Linked DNA regions of Homo sapiens: region 1 is linked to region 2. Evidence: chromatin loops called from intact Hi-C (ENCODE). Cell type or tissue: heart right ventricle. All regions are shown on one strand. Each heading gives the region's core, and the rest is flanking DNA. Links, peaks and the distances in the headings are about the cores only.

Region 1 (8,495 bases), core at 496-8,495, 57 kb before region 2:
TCCATGCGTGGAGGAAGGCACAGGCCCCGCTGTATGGAGGGCAGCCCCCTCTGCCCCAAGGTGGGGAGCCCAGGCTGAAAGTTCACACTGCCGAGGTGGGAGTCTTGTTTAGAAGGTAAGAAAAGTGGCCAGGCCCGGTGGCTCATGCCTGCAATCCCAGAACTTTGGGACGCCAAGGCAGATGGATCACCTGAGATCAGGAGTTCGAGACCAGTCTGGCCAATATGGTGAAACCCTGTCTCTATTAAAAATACAAAAATTAGCTGGGTGTGGTGGCTCACACCTGTAATCCCAACTACCTGGGAGGCTGAGGCAGGAGAATCGCTTAAACCTGGGAGGTGGAGGTTGCAGTGAGCCGAGATCGTGCCACTGCACTCCAGCCTGAGTGACAGAGTGAGATCCTGTCTCAAAAAAAAAAAAAAAAAAAAAAAAAAAAGCAGAAGAAGAGAAGAAGAAAAAGAAAAAAGAAAAGCCCGTGGGCTTTGGACACAGGGCCTGGGGGATGCCCGTTTCATCTCCACAGCAGCTCCTAGAAGACGGAAACACTTGATGAGGCAGGGAAGGTGGCCGAGGCGTGGGATCTGCCCATTCTTCAGGTATTTAGATGGCACCGAGCCACCCCTCTGGGCCTGTGCCCTCATGAGGGCTGTGCTGGGAGGGAGGCTGGGGCTGGAAGCCGGGGTTCCCCACCTGGCAATGGGAGAGGGTCTGGCTGAAGCCAAGACCCATTGAGGCTGTAGGGTCCTGTGCACCAGATGGTTGGGAAAGGGGTGAGGCTGGTTGGGGAGGAGGCCTTCACCCCACAGCCAGGAAGCTCTGTGGGGGAGGACACAGATGTAGATGTAAGAGCCTGTGAATGCTGTGGCCCGGGCTCCCCTGGACTCTGAATATCCGCCTCCTGCAGGCCCAGGGGACCAGGACAATCTTCCCGCCTGCACAGGTTGAGGACAGAGGCTCAGAAAGGTGCAGTGGCTTGCCCAAGGTTGCACCGGGTTACCAGTGCTGGAAACCAAGTCTCCTCACCACCTTCCCAGCCACTCCCCTTTCTACCATAGCTTGGTGCCCACTGCTCCCTACCCTGCCCCTTTTCCCGCCCTCCTCATGCCCCATGGCCTCTGTAGGTACTGTACTGGAAGCCCAGCACTTTCTAGCCTGGGGCCAGATGGCTGCAAGGCAGGCAGTGGGTGTGGGGGCTGAGGCCTGTGGTGCTGGGCCCGCCAGCCCTGGGGGAAATCCTGGGACAGCCTTCCTGCAGGAAGCCTACTGCTTCTCCTGGTGGTCTTAGAATCAAACTTTCTATAGAGGGGCTTGGGAAGCCATTTTGTGCAAACTCCCTCTCAACACATAGTAAAAAGCCATACGTGGCCGGGCATGGTGGCTCATGCCTCTAATCCCAGCACTTTGGGAGGATCACCTGAGGTCAGGAGTTCGAGACCAGCCTGACCAACATGATGAAACCCCATCTCTACTAAAAATACAAAAATTAGCTGGGCATGGTGGCAGGTGCCTGTAATCCCAGCTATTTAAGAGGTTAAGGCAGGATAATTGCTTGAACCCGGGAGGTGGAGTTTGCAGTGAGCCGAGATCTCACCAATGCACTCCAGCCTGGGCAACAAGAGTGAAACTTCGTCTCAAAAAAAAAAAAAAAAAGTTGCACATGATCAGAGCCCAGAAGATCCATTCTGAGCACTTCCAGCAACAAGGGGACCAGGTAAGCGCACCCAAACCAGAGCCTTTGCTTGTGAGAAACTCCTCAGGTGGAACCTATCCCTCAATCACTCCCCACCCCTTCCCACCCTTCTGCCTCTCTGTGCCTTCCCAGGAGGGGCCACATCCTCCTGATGGCCCAGGAGTCTGAGTCCTGTCCTGGGGTCCTTGGCTCCTCGCCAGCCCCACACCTCCAAACCCACTCCATCCTCAGTTCTTCCCAGTTTAATGCTGGTTCTTTCTTTCTTTCTCTCTTTCTTTCTTCCTTTCTTTCTCTCTTTCTTTTCTTTCTTTTTCTTTCTTTCCTTCCTTCCTTCCCCTTTCTTCCTTCTTCCTTCCTTTCTTCCCCTTTCTTCCTTCTTCCTTCTTCCTTCCTTTCTCTCTTCCTTCCTTGCTTCCTTTCTTCCCCTTCCTCCCTCCCTCCTTTCCTCTTTCCCTCCTTCTCCCTTCCTTCCTTTCTTCCCGTTCCTCCCTCCCTCCTTTCCTCCTTCCTTCCTTCCTTCCCCTTCATCTCTCTCTTTCCCTTTGTTTCTTTCTTTGTTTCTTTCTTTCTTTCTTTGTTTCTTTCTTTCTTTCCTTCTTTCTTTCTTTCTTTCATCTCTCTCTCCCCTCCCTCCCTCCCATCCTTCCTTCCTTCCTTCCTTCCTTCCTTCCTTCCTTCCTTCCTTCCTTCCTTTTGATGGAGTCTCACTCTGTTGCCCAGGCTGGAGTGTGGAGGTGCAATCTCAGCTCACTGCAACCTCTGCCTCCCAGGTTCAAGCGATTCTCCTGCCTCAGCCTCCCGAGTAGATGGGACTACAGGCACGAACCATCACATCCAGCTAATTTTTGTATTTTTAGTAGAGACGAGGTTTTGCCATGTTGGCCAGGCTGTTCTCAAACTCCTAACCTCAGGTGATCTGCCCACCCCTGTCTCCCAAAGTGCTGGGATTACAGGCGTGAGCCACTGAGCCTGGCCTACTGCTGGTTTTCTAATTGCCTTCCTGCTTCCAGTTTTGTCCCCTTGCAATAGATTCTTAGCAGGCCACACAGTGATGGCTCTAAAGTACAAGCCCAATTACATCAAGCTCATGCTCCTTTTGGCCTTGGGCCCCAGGGCCTGTTCTCTGGAAAGTTCCTGCCCCTGCACTTAGCACTAATGGCCTGCACTGGTTGCGTGCCTCACAGGGCTTGGTCCTGGGCTGCGTGCTGCTCTGTCCCACCCCAGCAGGGAGGCCCTGGAGGGCAGGAGTCCTTCTCGTCGTGTGCAGAGTAGGTGCTCAACAATGTTACCCAGAGGAGGGCGGGATGAGCATGAGGACTAGGGGCGAGTTCGTCCATGCAATCCCAGCCTGGTCCCGGGTGCCTCGGCACATGTGAGGCCGGGGGCTCCTATGGTGTTCCACAGGCTTCTCTGGCCATTTGATGTGGGGTCTGTGCCTCTTCCCCTCAATGTGCCCTCAGTGGAGCAGGCTGTCCTGCCACTGTCTCAGGTACACATTGTGTACTTCGGGCACGTGAGAGGGAGTGAAGAGGGGACAAAGAACTTCCACGCTCTGGCTTTCTAGTCCCCGAGGATTTCCCATCATCCGGAGAGTCCGGGTCCTCACGGCCTCAGATGGCTTTCAGGAGCCCCTGGCAACTTTTGCCTTTATGGGCCCTTCTTCTATAAAACATGATTAAAAATTCCACTTTATGACAGAGTTGGTATAAAGATGAATATAATCATCTTTATTAATAAAATACAATTTATTATTTTGTATTCATTATCGTGATGTTCATTTTTTATTCTTAATTGAAGCAAATTAAAATGAAAACATTTCTGTGAGCCCCTCATAGCACCGTAGTCCCCAGGCTCTGTGCCTCCAGAGGTCTTGGGAGTGGCATCTTCTGAGCATCTTCAGAGCTGCCCCTTCATGGAGGGGATCACTCTTCCCTGGAAGTGGAAGGGCGGGCAGAAGACCTCCTATGGCTCAGAGCACAGAGTCAGAGGAAGCAAAGGCAGGCTTTGCAGGATGTGTGTGGGTACGTAATGGCAACCTGAAAGCACAGAGACACGCAGGTATCCTGAGACCTCCCCCACACCTCCCCAGGAACCTGTGCATGGTATGTTCATGTTTCTATCCTCTGCCTGGAGAGTGATCACTCCATCTCTCTCTCTCTGTCCTTCAGGCAGTCACCCATGCCGGGGCAGCAAACACTGCCCTGCGTCTTCTGCTGATGCTCTCAAAAGCAGCGTGTGACAAGCCATGACTCACTTATCAGCACCAGTCATGGAGATCCAGTCACAATTATGGAAAGGAGCTAAGGGTGACAGCTGCTTTAAATACCCTCTGGAATAAAGCAGGGTGCGGGGTTGGGGGACAAGATTATATCGAAGGGTTAGTTCTTAGAGAAGACACTGCTTTTTGAAACGGACATTTGGAATGAAATAAAAGCAGGTGTCAACTTTGTGTACTCCAGAGTTACAGCCATAATCATGCAGTGTTCTGGCTTTTCTCCCTGGGCAGGGGAGGAGCCTGCCATCACCTACCCATCACATCTCTTCTGAGCACAAATGATGCGTGCAGGGCATGGGGCCATGTCCCTGGTGGAGCTGGACAGCCTGGAAGTCAGAATCCTGGTGAGCTCCTTGCTTTGTCAATGGTTAAGCTGTGACACTCTGGCACCCTCACCGCCCCCAACCCCCACCCCATTTCAGATGCAGACTAACATTGGTATAAAGAGAACTTCCCAGGCCCAGTGCAGTGTCTCACGCCTGTAATTCCAGCACTTTGGGAGGCCGAGGCGGGTGGGTCATTTGAAGTCAGGAGTTCGAGATCAGCCTGGCCAACATGGTGAAACCCCATCTCTACTAAGAATACAAAAAAAAAAAAATTAGTTGGGTGTGGTGACACATGCCTGTAGTCCCAGCTACTCGGGAGGCTGAGGCAAGAGAACTGCTTGAACCCAGGAGGTGGAGGTTACAGTGAGCCAAGATCACGCCACTGCACTCCAGCCTGGGCAACAGAGTAAGACTTGATCTCTCTCTCTCTTTCTCTCTCTCTGTCACACACACACACACACACACACACACACACATATACACACAAGGGAGAACTTCCTGAGAGATAAAAGAAGAAAGAAATTACTGGGGAAAATCCCAAACTGTATCATCTTTTGGTTTCCATGAATATCTGTGAGACCCAAACTGGCAGCGTTTTACCCGTGAGTTTGGCAAATCCAAAAGATTGGCTCTCCACCAAGAATGATGGAACCCAATTCTGCATCCATGTACATTTTTGAAACATTTCCTAGGAGTGAGAATAGTTTCTATTGTTTTCTGCTATCTGAGGCCCCCTTAGGGTGGAATCTTCTCTGTGGAAACCGCACACTAAGGTGACTGTCACAAGGTCCTACTCACCATGCCCAAGCCCGGGGTGCAGAGCATCCCATCCCCGCATCAGGTTGCCCTTCTGTAATAGTCACATGAAAACTCATATGGTCCTTAAGTGGCTTCGACGCATCACACAAGTTCTTGTTGAAACCAGGGCTTGTTTCAGAAGATGATCCTGTTGCCCTTCCATGCAGCCTAGCGGAGAAGCTGCTCAGATCCTCACATTGCCCTGGAACAAAAGCAGCTTCTCATAGACCGAGCTGAGAATCTGATGGGCCTGGCTTGGTGCCTGGTCCTGCCTCTGAGGGTGGTCAACCTTGGCAAGTTCTTCTAGACAAATGTGGATGACCACATCCCTGCATGGTCATTTATGAGGGTCTTTCAGACCACAGAGCCAACGGAGACCAAGTCCAGTTGGGAGGGAATTGAGCTTGACTGTTGACACTGCCCCAGCCAAAAGCTCAGGACCTGGTCAGAAATGAAGAGACTCAAGGCAAAAAATTCACAGACTTTCTGAGAACCTCATTCCAAAGTTGGCACATTGACAAGCTGTGGATGAGGCTTTTTTCCTTTTGTTTGCATTAATATAGGTGTTTGAAAGATGAGATCTCAAGTTGCATTATAAATTTCACTCTGATTCTTTGCAAACTTTGAAATGCATCTCACTGTAGCTGAGCTGGGTCCAGCCATCAGATCAAAGGGGTGCTTGTTCCTGTTGAAGTTTTTTTTTTTTTTTTGAGATGGAGTCTCACTCTGTCACCCAGGCTGGAGTACAGTGGCGTGGTCTCGGCTCACTGCAACCTCCGCCTCCCGGGTTCATGCCATTCTCCTGCCTCAGCCTCCTGAGTAGCTGGGACTACAGGTGCCCGCCACCCCGCCCGGCTATTTTTTTTTTTTTTTGTAATTTTAGTAGAGATGAGTTTTCACCGTGTTAGCCAGGATGGTCTCGATCTCCTGACCTCGTGGTCCGCCAGCCTTGGCCTCCCAAAGTGCTGGGATTACAGGCATGAGCCATAGTGCCCGGCCGCCTGTTGAAGTTTTATTGGCCTAAGACAGAATCTAATTTTTTCCAATTAGTCATCTGTATCCATGTTCTCTGATGCCCAAGGACAAGTTAACCTGACCACAGTCATCTGCCAGCATTTTCAAGGAGAGACCAGGCCATTGAAGGCAGTTTATTATGAATATTGCCACTGGGCTTACTTGGATAAAATCATTTTCTTTTTCCCTTCCTTCCTTCCCCTTCCTTCCTTCCTTCCTTCCTTCTTTCCTTCCTTCCTTCCTTTCTTTTCTTTCTGAATCTGCTAAAATGTTAACTGTTTATTTAGGGTGTTGAGATTATAGCTGCTATATGTTTATTTATTTGGCATCTCTTAGCTTACTTTTCTTTCTCTTTTTTTTTGCTCTTGTTTCCTAGGCTGGAGTGCAATGGCATGATCTTGGCTCACTGAAACCTCCGTCTTGCAGGTTCAAGTGATTCTCATGCCTCAGCCTCCTGAGTAGCTGGGATTACAGGCTCCTTCCACCACACCCATCTAAGTTTTTGTATTTTTAGTGGAGGCGGGGGTTTCACCATGTTGCCCAGGCTGGTCTTGAACTCCTGACCTGAGGTGATCCACCTGCCTTGGCCTCCCAAAGTGCTGGGATTACAGGCATGAGCCACTGTGCCTGACCTTCTTTTTTTTTTATTTTAATTTTTCCATAAGTTGTTGGGATACAGATGGTATTTGGCTAGATGAGTAAGTTCTTTAGTGGTGATTTGTGAGATTTTGGTGCACCCATCACCGGAGCAGTATACATTGCACCCTACTTGTAGTCTTTTATCTCTCGCTCCCCCACACTCTTCCCCACAAGTCTCTAAAGTCCATTCCATCATTCTTATGCCTTTGTGTCCTCATAGCTTAGCTCCCATATATCAATGAGAAGATACAATGTTTGGTTTTCTATTCCTGAGTTACTTCACTTAGAATAATAGTTTCCAATCTCATCCAGGTCACCGCAAATGTCATTAATTCATTCCTTTTTATGGATGTGTAGTATTCCATCATATATATATATATACCACAGTTTCTTTATCCACTCGTTGATCGATGGACATTTGATTTGTTCCATATTTTTGCAATTGTAAATTGTGCTGCTATAAACATGCATGTGCAAGTATCTTTTTCATAGAATGACTTCTTTTCCTCTGGGTAGATACCCAGTAGTGGGATTGCTGGATCAAATGGTAGCTCTACTTTTAGTTCTTTAAGGAATCTCCACACTGTTTTCCATAGTGGCTGTACTAGTTTACATTCCCACCAGCAGTATAGAAGTGTTCCCTGACCACTGCATCCATGTCAACATCTGCTGTTTTTTGATTTTTTGATTATGGCCATTCTTGCAGGAGGAGGTGGTATCGCATTGTGGGTTTGATTTGCATTTCCCTGGTCATTAGTGATGTTGAGCATTTTTTCATATGTTTTTTGGCCATTTGTATATCGTCTTTTGAGAATTGTCTATTCATGTCCTTAGCCCGCTTTTTGATGGGATTGTTGCCTCCAGAATCCAAAGCATGATAAGTCACTCACTTGATTCTATAATTTTCAAGGTTAGGCCACATGTCCACTGGAGGCTGGGTCATCAGCTCCACCTGAATCAGATGAGTTGAGGAAGGGAAAGAGAGCGCATCAGTGAAAATCCAGGTACCATTGTGAAAAGAAGGAAGAGCCGATGCTGGTCAGGCAACACGAGCAGGTGCCCATGGAGGGTGGTGAGAGCCAGGTTGGGGTTGCTCCCTGTGCCGTACTCCTAACCTCAGCCTGCAGAGCCTCCCAGGTGGACACTGTGATGCCAGAGTAGGAAGACTCAAGCCTTGTTCACTCACTCATTCATTCAACAGCCATTCATTGAGAACTAACGCTGGACAAGGTCCTGGGCTAAACACTGCCCAGGATGCAAAAGATGTAAGATGTGTTCCTGGTTCTTAAAGATCTCAGCTTTCTGGGTGGCTCATACTCACGTTATGTGTGATTGTTGAAAAAATGATGCCTTCTTTCTTGCTGGAGTTTCCTCATTTCCTCCTTCTAGCAAAGAGACATAAAGAAACCTGCGCAATTTTCCAGGAGGTATCTGACGTTCACTGAGATAATAGACTGTTCTTGTGACTGGCATGGAAAGTCCGTTTCAATGACAGAGTTCACTGTGGCCATGATAAGTGGGATTGGGAGCAGGGTGGCAGCCCACAGAGCCACCCACGTGCTCATCAGGTCTCACGGTCTTCTCTGTATCCAGGGAGGCCTCTGCCCCATTGCAGCTGAAGAACCAGCCATGGCCATGGGGTCTGCCCAAACGATGGCTGGGAGCTTGCTAGGCCACAATTGGGGTTTCCCTGACTTTGTCAGTTTTTATTTCCCATCATGCCAACTATGTTTCAAATTTCACAAAAAGAAGA
Region 2 (12,959 bases), core at 2,253-10,252:
CCCAGGCTGGAGTTCAGTGCTCACTGCAACCTCTGCCTCCTGGATTCAAGAGATTTTCCTGCCTCAGCCTCCCACGTAGCTGGAATTACAAGCATGCGCCACCATGCTCAGCTAATATTTTTGTATTTTTAGTAGAGATGGGGTTTCACCATGTTGGCCAGGCTGGTCTCGAACTCCTGACCTCAAGTGATCCGCTTGCCTCAGGCTCCCAAAGTGCTGGGATTACAGTGTGAGCCACCGTGCCTGGCCATTTTTTATCTTTTATACCATATTTTTGCTGTACTTTTTCTATGTTTAGCTATGTTTAAATACACAAATACTTACCATAGTGTTACAATTGCCTACGGTATTCAGCCCAGTAATATGCTGTGCAGGTTTGTAACCTAGGAGCAATAGACCATGCACATAGCCTAGGTGTGTTGTTGGCTGTCCAATCTAGGATTGTGCAAGTGTATGCTATGATGTTCACACAACGACGAAATCACCTAGCAATGCATTTCTTAGAACATATTCCCATCATTCAACAATGCAAGACTGTATCTAGTTCCTCATAATTAAAAAAAAAAAAATCAAAACTCAAGAAACATCAACGGCCTCTCCTGCCCATCCCCCTCCACTGTCTTGGTAAAGCAACAACCTACAGTAGCAACCCGAGGAGACGCCTTGAGCATGGTCCAGAGTGATGATGGCTGCCCAGAAGCCAGAGTCACCGCCTTGTGCACCCACCAAGGCGCACAGGCTGAGCGGCCAGAGCTTGAGTTCCTTTGTGGATTCAGATGCCAACTTGTGAGGATTCAGAGGGCCCACTCGACCCAGTTGCTGTTCTAACTCTGGACCACCTAGTGATCAGGACAGGCTGGCCTCTGTCTCTGGAAGTTTACCTTCTGGCAGAGGAGGAAGAAATAATGAAATAGTTGCAGGTGAAGATTTTGAAGGCTTTAATGGAGAAAATTACAAAGGTCAACGTCATGGTGATTGGCTTCAGAGTATAATTTAAATTGGGAGGTCAGGGAAGGTCTCTCTGAAGAGCTAAGAGCTGAGCTGAAATCTGAACCATGGGATGGAATCAGCCCTTTAAAGAACTGGAGAAGGAGCCCTGCAGCAGAGGGAACACCTGAGCAAACCCTTGAGGCAGGAGCACACTGTGTTTCCCAGCAGAGCTCTGGAAGCCGATGTGGCCGGTGCAAGTAGTTTGGGAAGAGGAGGGAGAATGGTCAATCCCAGATAAGAGGGCCTCATGGACACTGAGTCTGAATTGCATACTCGGGGTGACAGGAAGCAGTGAGCAGACACAGCTGGGAGTGATGAGGTTGGGGGACAGGATAGGCGTGCACTGTGGGGCCAAAGCCGAGCTTGCGCAGCAATGGATAGGTAACACAAGGGTTGCAGACCTGGGTCGGCGCAGGCCCCCCTGCAGAAGCACACCTGTCTCTTTGCAGACATGGGGCCAAGTCCCTCTCGCTTTTTTGTTCACAAACAGCATCTCCACATCTCCTAGGGAAGTGTCACTTCCTTTTTTGCAGTTTGTCACTCAGCGATTCTCTGATTTATGAACTTCCTAGCTCTGCATCCTGCCAAGGTGTAGATTTCAGCGGAAGCTTCTAATGAGGAAAGGAGGGGAATTGAGTCTGGTGACCTGTGCATCCAAGAGTACTCTCACCCAACACAACTCATCACTGATGAAGGAGCAGGCCCTCTCTGCCCATGCTCTGTGGTCCAGACACACCCCTGCTCCAGAGACAGAGACCAGCGGTTTACGACAGAGTCCAATTAATGTCGTGCCTCCACTTTTCCAAACTGAGGAGTGAGTTGGGAAAATTAGTTAATCTCTTTGAGTCTCAGCCTCCTCAATCACAGGATGGGTTGTTGAGAGGAGCAATTCAGTTAGTGCATGTGAGGAGGGGCGCAGAAGGAGCCCTTGGCAGAATTGTTATCCTTATGCCTTTTTGCTCAGCAGGGCAAGCTACAAGTTACGTATCAATTGTAGCCTTGGTTCTAAGAATTGTTATCCTTATGCCTTTTTGCTCAGCAGGGCAAGCTGCAAGTTACATATCAATTGTAGGCTTAGTTCTAATAGTATCTTCTATTATTTCTCCTTTCCCCAACTATCACTGACAGAAACATTTAATAAAGTAATTATCAGTAGTGTAATAAAAACTAACAGTTATCAAGCAGTGACTTCATCTTTCACTCTGTAAACTCTTTACACATTGAATGTCCACATTATATGATTGAACGTCCACAACAACCCTATTAATCCCATTTTATAGATGAGGACTCTGAATCCTGAAGACAGCAACTTGTCCAAGGTCCAGTGGTTAATGGGTGGCTTCTGTCTTAGGTCACCAGTTCTGTAACTTTGAGGACAATACTTCTTGGAGCCCTATGCTCTTTCTCCAAATTTTACAATGCTGTTGTATGCAATAATTAACTTCATGCATGCTCCAGCTGCAGGGAAGTATAAGATATTCCTAACCCTCACCTTGCAGAGCAGTTCAGGTTTCATTCCTTAAATACCCCTTTGCCTTGATCAATTCAGTGGCGATTAGGACACTTACATAAATCATAAACCCAACAGTTTCTGTCAGTGGGAGAGGCTGGAATCAGTGCTCTGTGAAGATAGGGTTCAGGGCTCTGCGGCTGGTTTACCTAAAACCCTCAAGCCTGGTTTTTCTCCCTGGGGCTCCTGAAGGCAACAGCTCTTCACCTTTTGGAGGATTAAGTGACCTTGTGGATCTTCTCCCCATAACAGTGCACAGACATGTGCAATTTCAGGGCTTACCGTGACCCTACAGCCTCAGTAATGCCCAAGTTGAGATGCCTTGTATTAGTCAGCGTTCCCCAGACAAACAGAAAGCCATGGTGCAATTCAGCTCATGCCCAAGGGTCTGAGAACCAGGGGAACCGATGGTGAGATTCCCAGTCTGAGAACAAGAGAAGATGAAATGAGATGTCCAAGATCAAGCAATGAGGCAGGGGGAAAAGGGGCCAATTCCTCCTTCCTCTGCTTTTTTGTTCTATTCAGGCCCTCAACAGATTGGATGATGCCCACCGACATTGAGGAGGGCAATCTGCTTTCTCAGTCCCTCAGTTCTAATGCCAGTCTCCCCAGAAACACCCTCACAGACACACCCGGAAGTAATGTTTAATCCATGCACCCCATGGTCAGTCAAGTGGACTTGTAAAATGAGCCACCAGAGGGCTTTCTAGGGAAGCACAGGGACATCGGCCCCTCTGCCCAGGGCTTAGGGAAGAGGGCTGCCCCAGGCCCCTGGAGGTAATGATCTATCCTTCGGTCGCTTTCCTAAGCAGAGGTGTTATTCAGTCTTTGCCAGAAGAACACTTTTCTTCCCTTTCAGCACAGTCATGATGCAGCCTCAATAGAGGCTTGCACCTCAGCAGCCTTCTGTCCTTTCTAGCTCCCCACGGGCTCTGGCCACACAGAGTATGTGCCCTCCCATATGCCCAGAATGAATTCCCCACCTCTCCACCCTCCTCCTGCATTGCACTATGAGGCAATGTCAGGGCCTGGCAACAGCTTTTTCTAGCACCCTGTCCCACAAACCCTCTGCCTGGTGTCCAAATACAACCCGGCAATGCTGTGTAAGGCTCAAACTCAGCCTTCTCGCCTGCACCTTTCTTCTCCTCCCTGACCCTGAGGATATCCTCTTTGGTACTCTGTGGGACTGTGTGTCTCGAAATCTCCATCGAGGAGCCAAGAACAACGGCAAACTCCGCAGGGTATGGGGATATAGGTCAAAGCAGGGCAGAACCTCAGAGTTTCTTTGAAGTCTTCTGGTTTCTATTTAGAAGTGATGCAATGTTTTGCATCTCATTCCGTGATATATACAAGTTTACTTAAACTATTTTTTTTTTTTTTTTGAGACAGAGTCTCACTCTTTGGCCCTGCTGGAGTGCAGTGGCACCATCTCGGCTCACTGCAACCTCCGCCTCCCAGGTTCAAGTGATTCTCCAGCCTCAGCCTCACGAGTAGCTGGGATTACAGGTGTGCCCCACCATGTCTGGCTAATTTTTGTATTTTTAGTAGAGACAGCGTTTTTGGCCAAGCTAGTCTCGAACTCCTGACCTCAGGTGATCTGCCTGCCTTGGCCTCCCAAAGTGGTGGGATTACAGGAGTGGGCCACTGGGCCTGGCCTCACTTAAACATTTTAAAAGTTTTCTATTGATTGCTCTCAGGTAGAATCAACGCTCTTGTGCCATGTCTTGCCTATAGCTTTGTCTGTTCCCACCCAGCACACTGACTCCCGCAGAGAACCACAATCCAGTTAGCAAGACCTGCTGCTTAGGGGTTATCATTCATTTGTTCATTTCTTCTGCACGTATTGGGCCTGCCATGTGGAGGATGGCACAGATGTTAAGCTCACGAGTTCAGAGTAAGGGCTAACTTGCATTCAAGTCTCTGCTCACTTACTAGCTGTGTGATTTTGGGCAAGTGGCTTGCCCTCTCTGAGTTTTAGTTGTATTACCTTTTAGTTTTTTTCTTTTTTTTTTTAAGAGAGAGGGTTCCACTCCTGTCACCTAGGCTGGAGTGCATTGGTGCTATCATGGCTCACTGCAGCCTCGGACTCCTGGGCTCAAGCCATCCTCCCACTTCAGCCTCCAGAATTGCTGGGACTACAGGTGCGTCACCACCACACCCGACTTATAGTTGCATTACCTATGGCTCGAGAGCTATAGGGGCATCTGTCACATGAGACCTGTGAGAATTAAATGAAATAATGCCTGTAGAGCTTCGGTACCTTTCAGGACAATGTTCCCTATAGGGCTTAATTGTGTTCGCCATGATGGCATAAGATGGCATCGTCTATAGAACTGTCCTTATGGAATTATTAACTGAAGAGTTAATCAAAAATATTAAGTAGGGAATTATAAACAATGATAAAGATATTAAAATTATTTCATGTAAAAAGCAAAAATGCACACTGATTTGCCTATCTTTTGATGTAGGGTCAAGGCCCTGGCTTATGCCTTGTCTTTCTGCGGGAACTTTATGTCTTCTTCCTTATACAAACTACAAGTGTATAAACAGGCTATGCTCTGCAGTTTTGATTCTAAAAATAGAGCAAAGGTTTAAAGGAATATACGATGCAAGAGTCCTATGAATATTCAATTTTTCTCCCAAACATGTAAACTTGTCCTGCCCACACCTATGTCAATGCCACTGATTTCTAGAGACTCATCTTTCTTGGGTCTTTTCAACAAAAAAGCTGTCATTTTCACATTCATGTTTCATTAATTTGTAAGTGCTGAGTTAAATTGTGTAAGTGTGATAGCACATACCTCTGGCAGAGTGGGTTTGGGAGGAATCCCTGTGACTCTGGGTGAAGAGCACCTCAACTGGTGGGGCCAGAAGGGAGTGGTCTAGAGAATCCCCCAACACATGAAACCCCAGGGCAAGAACACAAATGGAGGCCCACATGCCATGCTGCTGAACATTTGAAAATTACAAATCAAGCTAACTTGGCCAGGTGCGGTGGCTCATGCCTGTGGTCCCAGTGCTTTGGGAGGCTGAGGCGGGTGGATCACTTGAGGTCAGGAGTTCGAGACCTGCCTGGTCAACATGGTGAAACCCCGTCTCTACTAAAAATACAAAAATTAACCTGGCGTATGCCTGTAATCCCAGCTACTCGGGAGGCTGAGGCAGGAGACTCACTTGAACTCAAGAGGCAGAGGTTGCAGTGAGCCAAGATCCTGCCACTGCACTTCAGCCTGGGTGACAGAGTGAGGCTCTGTCTCAAAAATAAATAAATAAATAAATAAATAAATAAATAAATAAAATAAAAATAAATCAAGTTAACTCTAACAAAATATAGTCTGCCTTCCTCTCCCGACAAACCCAGAAGGCCAGATTTTAACATTGAATTCTTGGACTCCATAGGGCTCCGTGCTAGAACGAGGTAGTCAGAGATGGCCAGCTCTGAGGCTCCAGCCCAGGTGTACCTCATTCCTCTTCTCACCCCCATTTCTCACACACCAAGGGGACTGGCAAGTACTGTGGAAGCTCCATCTACGTCCCCTACAGACAGTTGCCCCTTGGCCATCCTCAAGAAGAAAACCCGTCCTGTGATGGAAGGGGCTTGGGGTCCTGTGGGCAGGGAATGCTGGGGTCCCAGGTGCACTAAGAATGGTCTAGGCCCGGATTGGCAAGTATTTCTACAAATGACCACATGATAAATATTTCAGGCTTTGCAGGCCATACGGTCTCTGTCGTAACTACACAAGTCTGCCGTTTTGTGGTGAAAACAGCATAGACGCTATGCAAACAAATGAACATGGCAATGTTCCAGGAAAACTTTACTTATGGACACCAAAATTTAAATTCCATGTAATTTTCACATATCATTCTTCCTTTGATGTTTTTACAACCATTTAAAAATATAAAAACCATTCTTAGCTTATGAGCTGAATGGAAACTAGTGGCCCAGGAGTCATTTGCAAACCCTGGTCTAGAAGGTGAGGCAAAAACTCTAGGTGGACACATCCCAGTGGGCCCTGGACCTCTTACCCTGTGGAGTGGGGAGTGGGGCCCTCAGGGGCACAGGGCTGAGGGAGGATCCCGTCTTGCCCAGGCATCAGGATGGTACTAAAACTGCCTGCCAGGCCAGAGCAGTCACGGTGTTCTGCAAAGGTTAATAAGGGGCGTTGATGAAGAGGAGCCTCTCCTGTCAACAGGAGCTATTTTGGTCGTGATTCTTGACCAGGCCCCTTCTGTAGCATCCTGGGCCAGCAGCTCGCCTTTCCTCTCTGACCTGCTATTGCCAATACTCCAGGCCTCCTAAGAGATGCAAAACATGCAAAGGGTCTCATTTGCTATGATACATAGAGCCAGGGCTCACAAAGTACTTGATTTCCAGAAAACCCACCCTGGGACCCACAGTGGAATGAATGGGCTTCTCACGGCAACCCCTCAGCCCCTCCCAGGGAACATCTCCAAACAGCAACCAGCCAGACCCGCCTTGAGGGCACTGGGCGCCATCGATGTCTCCCCTTCTGCTGGGGCCTTGCAACTGCTGGGCCAGCCAAGGGACAGAGCATTCCTTTGCGTTTCAGTTCAGCAGCTGGATTTAGGCTGTTGTCTCAGACATTGGTTGATGTGGTTGTGGGACGATCTATTTTCCGTTTGCTCGCTTACAAGCGATTTCTAAAGCTCTTGTGGAAATCATTGTTAGTCAACCCTATATTTAGCCTTAAGCTGAATCAATTTGATGGCTTCGAGGCAGAGAGAGAGGGGAGAAAAAAAGAGGGGGCTATTTTGATAAGAATGCACTTTTCCTCAATTTTCACTTTTAAAAATTGCAATGTATACTCTGGAGGTGGGTGTGATTTTTGATAACAGATGTAGTCAAAGAAAATTATTTTAAAACACATTTTATGTCTAACTGACCATGCGGTGATGAGCTGCTTCCCCCACGATTTCACTCAAATTACCATGGGAACAGTCTGAATCTTCAGAAAGGCGCTGCACAGAGAGCCGCATCTGGCAGACGGTAGCTTCTGTCCCGGCCCTGCGTTCCCTTGAAGAATGAGCTCATTCATTTGTTCTTCCAGGAGCTCCAGTGGCCCTCAAGACCCACCTCCTGTTTCTAAGCCTGAGGGTTCTGTCAGGGTCTTCGGATAGATTACAGGGGAGCAAGGCCATTGGGTGCAGCGTCCTTGGTTAGCAAGGCCAGCCCTGGCTGAGCTCAGTGGGGAAGGACATCATCTGATTCTGAGCCTTCCTTTCCTTCTGCATCCAAGAATTCAAGCGAGGCCTGCCTGGCAAATTTGTTCAAAATCGGCAAGCCTACAAGAATGGGAGCCCTGCCTCTTGCCCCGGCCCCCAGCTATTCTCTCTCCTCCCTCAAATCTTAATGCCAGATTGGTGCCCCTCCAGGAAGCATCCCAGAAGGTTACAGGGGTTGGAGGGCCAGCCTGCACCCCCAACTGCCATAACTAGGACTTCCCTGTCCAGGCTCCATATGCCATGTGGAGTCCTTCTGTCATTCAGGTTCTATGCTAAGCATTAGAGCACTTGTCCAGAGCCCAGCTATGTCCACTCATAGGAGAAAGTTTAAATTCACATTCTCAGACCTCACCCTCAGGTCAAAGAATGCAGAATGCATAGGGGTGGGGGACTGGGCTTCAGTCATTTTTAAGAGCTCCCTAGGAGATTCGAACATGTGGCCCAAGAAGGCAGCTACTGTGTTAGAGATGCAAAAACGAATGACTCTACTTAGAGTCCCTGCCCCACAAGCCCATACCCTGCTCCAAACCTAGTGGTCCCACCCTGCTGCCAGCTCAGTGAGCAGCATCTACACCCCACAAACCAGGTACCCCTGTGGGCCTCCAAGTGTGCACATCCACATGCCTCTCTAGATGGTCAGGCCCACGAAGGCAGAGGCTGCGTTTATGTTGCTCGCCTGGCACTGCTTCTGCCTTGTAGTAAGTCTTTTCTATAGGCACAAATCAGTGAATAAAAAGACACAGCCCTCATCCATGTGGAGCGTACCCAGGAATCTTGAAGCATTTTATCTTGGCCAGAGTCACGTGTAGGTTTCTAGATCCTCCAATCCAGCAGGTCAGTTGGTTGGAACAGTGTCTTCTCCCCACAACCCTTCCTGCAGGATTGATATTTGCAGGAGCTGGCTGAGCAGGGCTCTGCTCACTCTGGAGGGGCCCAGCCCTTGGTTGGAGTCTGTGATCACCACTGGCTGCTCCTTGGCTCAATACCCACCGGGAGGCCCTCGAGGGACCATGTCTTGGACCCCCAGAGAGTTGCCTGCACCTCTCTGCTGGTCTCAGAGCCACCGGGCATTTCCTCTGTCACCTATGATGTCACTATTATATTATCTATGATGTCCTCTCTTCCAATTAGATCCTCCTAAGACAGGGTTCTCAGCTCTGGCCACCCCTGGGAAGCTTTGACACATTTCACCGGCCAGGACACTACAGGCCATTTCTGTGAGAGTTTCTGGGAATGTAGCTTAGCTATCCATAGCTATTAAAGCTCCCCAAGTGATTGCATTGAGCTGCCAAAGCTGAGACCCACTGAGCTAGGATGAGGCCCATTGATGGGTATATTTTAAAAATTCGTCAGGTTGATTGAACAGACAGCTAAGGTTGTGAGCCTGGCCAGGAAGTGACAATTGGTATGTCCTGCTGGTTTCTAAGGTATAACAGCAACAAACATTGACTAAGCATGAACTTCCATGCTGGTCACTGTTCTGGGTGCTTTCTGTGCATTAGCTCATTACATTTTCACCATGCCCAGAGGAAGTAATAATAATAATAGCTAACATTTATTTCACACTGCATATGCCCCTGGCACTGTGCTAAGGGCTTCACCTACCTCAATTTATTTACAGATAAGGCAAACCGAGGCACAGAGAGGTTAAGTAACTTGCCGGAGGTCAAGAGTTGAGAGGTGGTATTAAGAGGAGACACTCACCCAGGTCATAGGCTCCAGAGCCCGAGGGCTCTTCCACTGCAGCCTGGGCGAAATATGGTGGCCAACAATCTGTATAGACGAAGGACTAAGAGAAGGCACCTCAGAGCTGACGGTAGGTCTGATGGATCTGCCTGCAGTGCGCTTCCTCAAGGAGGAGCATGTCCCTGGGTCAGAGCTGGGGTCAGGGGAGAAGAGTGGGCCCGGATGAGGGCTTGGGAGCGGCCCTAGCATGGGGAGACATCCTGGAGCCTCAATTCTAACACAGGAGGAGGCGCAGAAGAAGCATCCTATGGTGTGCATTTCCTCCCCACCTACTTTCTGAGTCCCTCTGATTTCTGTTCTGTGCTCTCTAGCACAAATCCACATACATATGCCACAAGCTATGAGCCCTCTGTACAAGGGGAATAAAGATCTGCTTTCCATTCTCCCCACCTGACAACTTGGAGATGGTGCAGGGTTAGGACAGAGAAGGGCTGTGTGGTTAGAACCTGCTCCTGGGTCGAGGGACGGCCGGGCTGGTCCTGTGCATCCCCGCTCAGGGCTGAGCATCATTCTGCCTTCCCACCATCCCTTCCCCTCCTACCAGAAACACCCCCTCGGACTTGACTTCAGAGACGATGCCACCCCTATTCGGGCCCTGAGGCTCAGGAGCACTCTCTACCCCACTCCCCGACTAGGGGAGTGAGCGTTCTGGGGGTAAGCAGGGTGTCTGAGTTGCTTGGGCTGCTATGTCAGAATCCATACATCGGACAGCTTAGAAACTACAGAAAGTGATTTCTCACAATTCCGGAGGCTGGGAAGCCTAAGGATCAAGATGTCAGCAGATTTGGTGTCTGGTGAGGGCCTGATTCCTGGTTCATAGACGGCTGTCCTTCCACTGTGTTCTCACATAGGGAAAAGAGTTCACTGCGGCCTCTTTTATAAGGGCACTGATCCCATTCATGAGTGCTCAACCCTCAACCCTTATGACACTGCCACCTTTCAAGAGTCCCCGCCCCTAAATACTCTTACATAGGGGGTGAAGTTTTGACATATACATTTGGACGGGGGCACAAACACTCAGACCACAGCACATGGTGTCTAAGCCAGGCCAGTGAGCTTCTGTTCTGGACCTTTGGTGGAACATTGAGAGAAGTCCTCTTCCTGCTGGGATAGCTGAGAATGTGAGATGTCAACTGGGAGTGCTGGGAGCCTTCTGGACCCTACGAGGTAAGGAAGGGCCCACCTGGGGACAGAGGGAGCGTGAAACAGAGCCAGGCCGAGTCCTGAGGACAGCATCTCAGCCTCTAGGTCCTGCTGGGTCGGAAGTACCGACATCTCTCAGTTATGGGAATCAGGAAACCACTCTTTTGCTGAGCCCGTGTGAGCTGAATTTCTGACACATAGAACTGAAAAGTTTCTGCCGTGGGGATTAACGCCAGAGTTGCTTCGTGCTGGGTATTTAACCTCTTGGAGCCTCAGTTTTCTCATCCATAAAATGAGAACAATATTATCCACCTCACACGGCTGCTGGAAGGATGAAATGTGATTCTTATATAAAGTGCTGGCAAATGGTAGGCCCACAATAAATGTGAGCTCCCTTCCCCCGGTTCCAAATTTAAAACTGAAATCTGGATCTAAGAGACACAACATGTGGCGAGAATTAAGAAAAAGATATAAAAGCATAGCAAGATGACCCTTGCCTCAGGTAACAGAATATAAGTAGGCACAAAAAGTTCACTCAGTAAGAACCAGAAAATTCAGACCCCAGTTAGAAAATTAGCAAGTATTTTGAGCTATCTTGAAACTCCCACGACTTAAATATATAAGTAGAATGCATTTACCCTATAAAGTTCACAAGTCTTTTAAACAGACTTCCGTGAACTTTGCCTGCAGTGTGGGAGATTGCAGAGGGGATGGTTGGAGAAGGGAGCGGAGGACAGAAGACCCCCCGTCTCCGGTCTTAGTTCAACTGATTTCATTTCGGTCCTTTTCATTCAGGGTCTTTATCAGCTAGTGTTCATGTTGTTTTATTGTTCTCGTTCCTATTTTAGTAATTTTTCTCCATCCAATAGCATTTTCCTTTCTATCTCTCTGGAGATCTACACAGATCTGAGGACAGAATTGATCAACTCTGGTTAATAAAATACCAATCTTGAATGCAATATTTTGAGTCAGGAAAACTTTGAACTGGCCCTAACTGAAGATTTATGTTCCAGTCATCTATGAAGGAAATTGCAAAGCAAATCAATGAAGACCTAAAATGTTGCTTCAGTTGTAGTTGTCCTAGATCAGCGATCAATCACACCATCAATTGTCAGTGATTTATTGAGCACTTATTTATCCCATCACTATCCTGGGAGATGCAATGAAACAAAGGTGGTATAAGGTGCTTAAAATCTAGATGGGAAGGAAGATGAATTGTCACAAAATAGAAAACATATCAGTACTTAAAGTAGAAGTTAATGTAGCCAATTGCCGTATGCAAAGATTCATGGAAGAGGAAAGTCGATACTCAAACTGGTCCTTAAAGAGTGTACACAAATTGGAAAAGCCCAGAGAAAAATGAATGGGTATCAGGAGTTGGATATGAGAAGCCGAAGCCTGAGGTCTGCAGAAACCTGGAATATGTGGCGGCCAGTGGGGAGTCCATCCTGACCATGATGAATGAATCAGTCATGAGAAAGAGTGAACCAGGCCAGCCATGGCCTGCCCCCGATGGTGTCCTGTGACGGCCTGTAATGGGAGGCCTAGGGCAGCTGGGCTCCGCTGGTGCAACAGCTCAGCCGTCCCATCGAGAGCCGCAGGTCCGGTCATCTTCCATCCCATCATCTGCCAGCATGGTGGCTTCTAATCCACAGATTTGTCACCTCAGGCCACAGGACGGCCAGTGCAGCTCCAGAAACAACCACTCAACCACATCCAATTGCAGGAAGCAAGGGAGTGGCAGATGCTAAGACAGGAAATAGGTGTCTCTCTTTTGATTGAGGGGGTATCAGAACCCCCCCTTACCAGAAGGCCTCCCCTCATTGGCCAGAAATGGGGGCCCTGCCCACCCCTACCTGCAAAGAAGGCTGAAAAAGTGTGTATCTGGCATTTTTAGCCTTAACTGTGGGAATTCACACTCTGTCAGTAGGAAGAAAAGGATTGGAGCTGGGGAAGACTATTGGATAGGCCAACCAGAGCATCTGCTCAGAGGGTTCAGGGGGAAATAAGCAGGGTTTGAAGAGGGAGTCAGGTCTTGCAATGCCTTGAAAGCCAGACTAGATGTTCAGCAGTAGGACAGTCACTCTCAAACTCAGTTTATAATATAAGAATATACTCATGCCTGTAATCCCAGCACTTTGGGAGGCCGAGGCGGGCAGATCACGAGGTCAGGAGTTCAAGACCAGCCTGGCTGACATGGTGAAAACCCTTCTCTACTAAAAATACAAAAATTAGCTGGGCATGGTGGTACATGCCAGCTACTCGGGAAGCTGAGGCAGGAGAATTGCTTGAACCAGGACCTAGGAGGCAGAGGTTGCAGTGAGCC

Evidence for each region. Hi-C counts contacts between places; a loop is a spot of excess contacts. Peaks named below come from ENCODE experiments on the same cell type or tissue, not always from the same donor. Only the 100,000 strongest peaks of a DNase experiment are listed, where the experiment ranks them.
Region 1: it touches region 2 in a loop (3-fold over the local background); 2 of 110 quality-filtered maps call a loop at or near these places.

The regions. Positions count from the first base shown.
Region 1 is chr2:100,611,824-100,620,318 of GRCh38, forward strand. No RefSeq gene overlaps it. Among named protein-coding and RNA genes, the nearest start is that of LINC01849, 12 kb to the left of the region's middle. In heart right ventricle, for the core only: no CTCF peak of the experiment used is centred there; a DNase peak (open chromatin) is centred at 4,278.
Region 2 is chr2:100,667,248-100,680,206 of GRCh38, forward strand. LINC01868 (long intergenic non-protein coding RNA 1868) reads right to left here and starts at 12,716. Exons shown (of 3, transcript XR_001739611.1): 1 at 10,231-12,716; 2 at 8,510-9,623; 3 at 785-2,924. In heart right ventricle, for the core only: no CTCF peak of the experiment used is centred there; no DNase peak of the experiment used is centred there.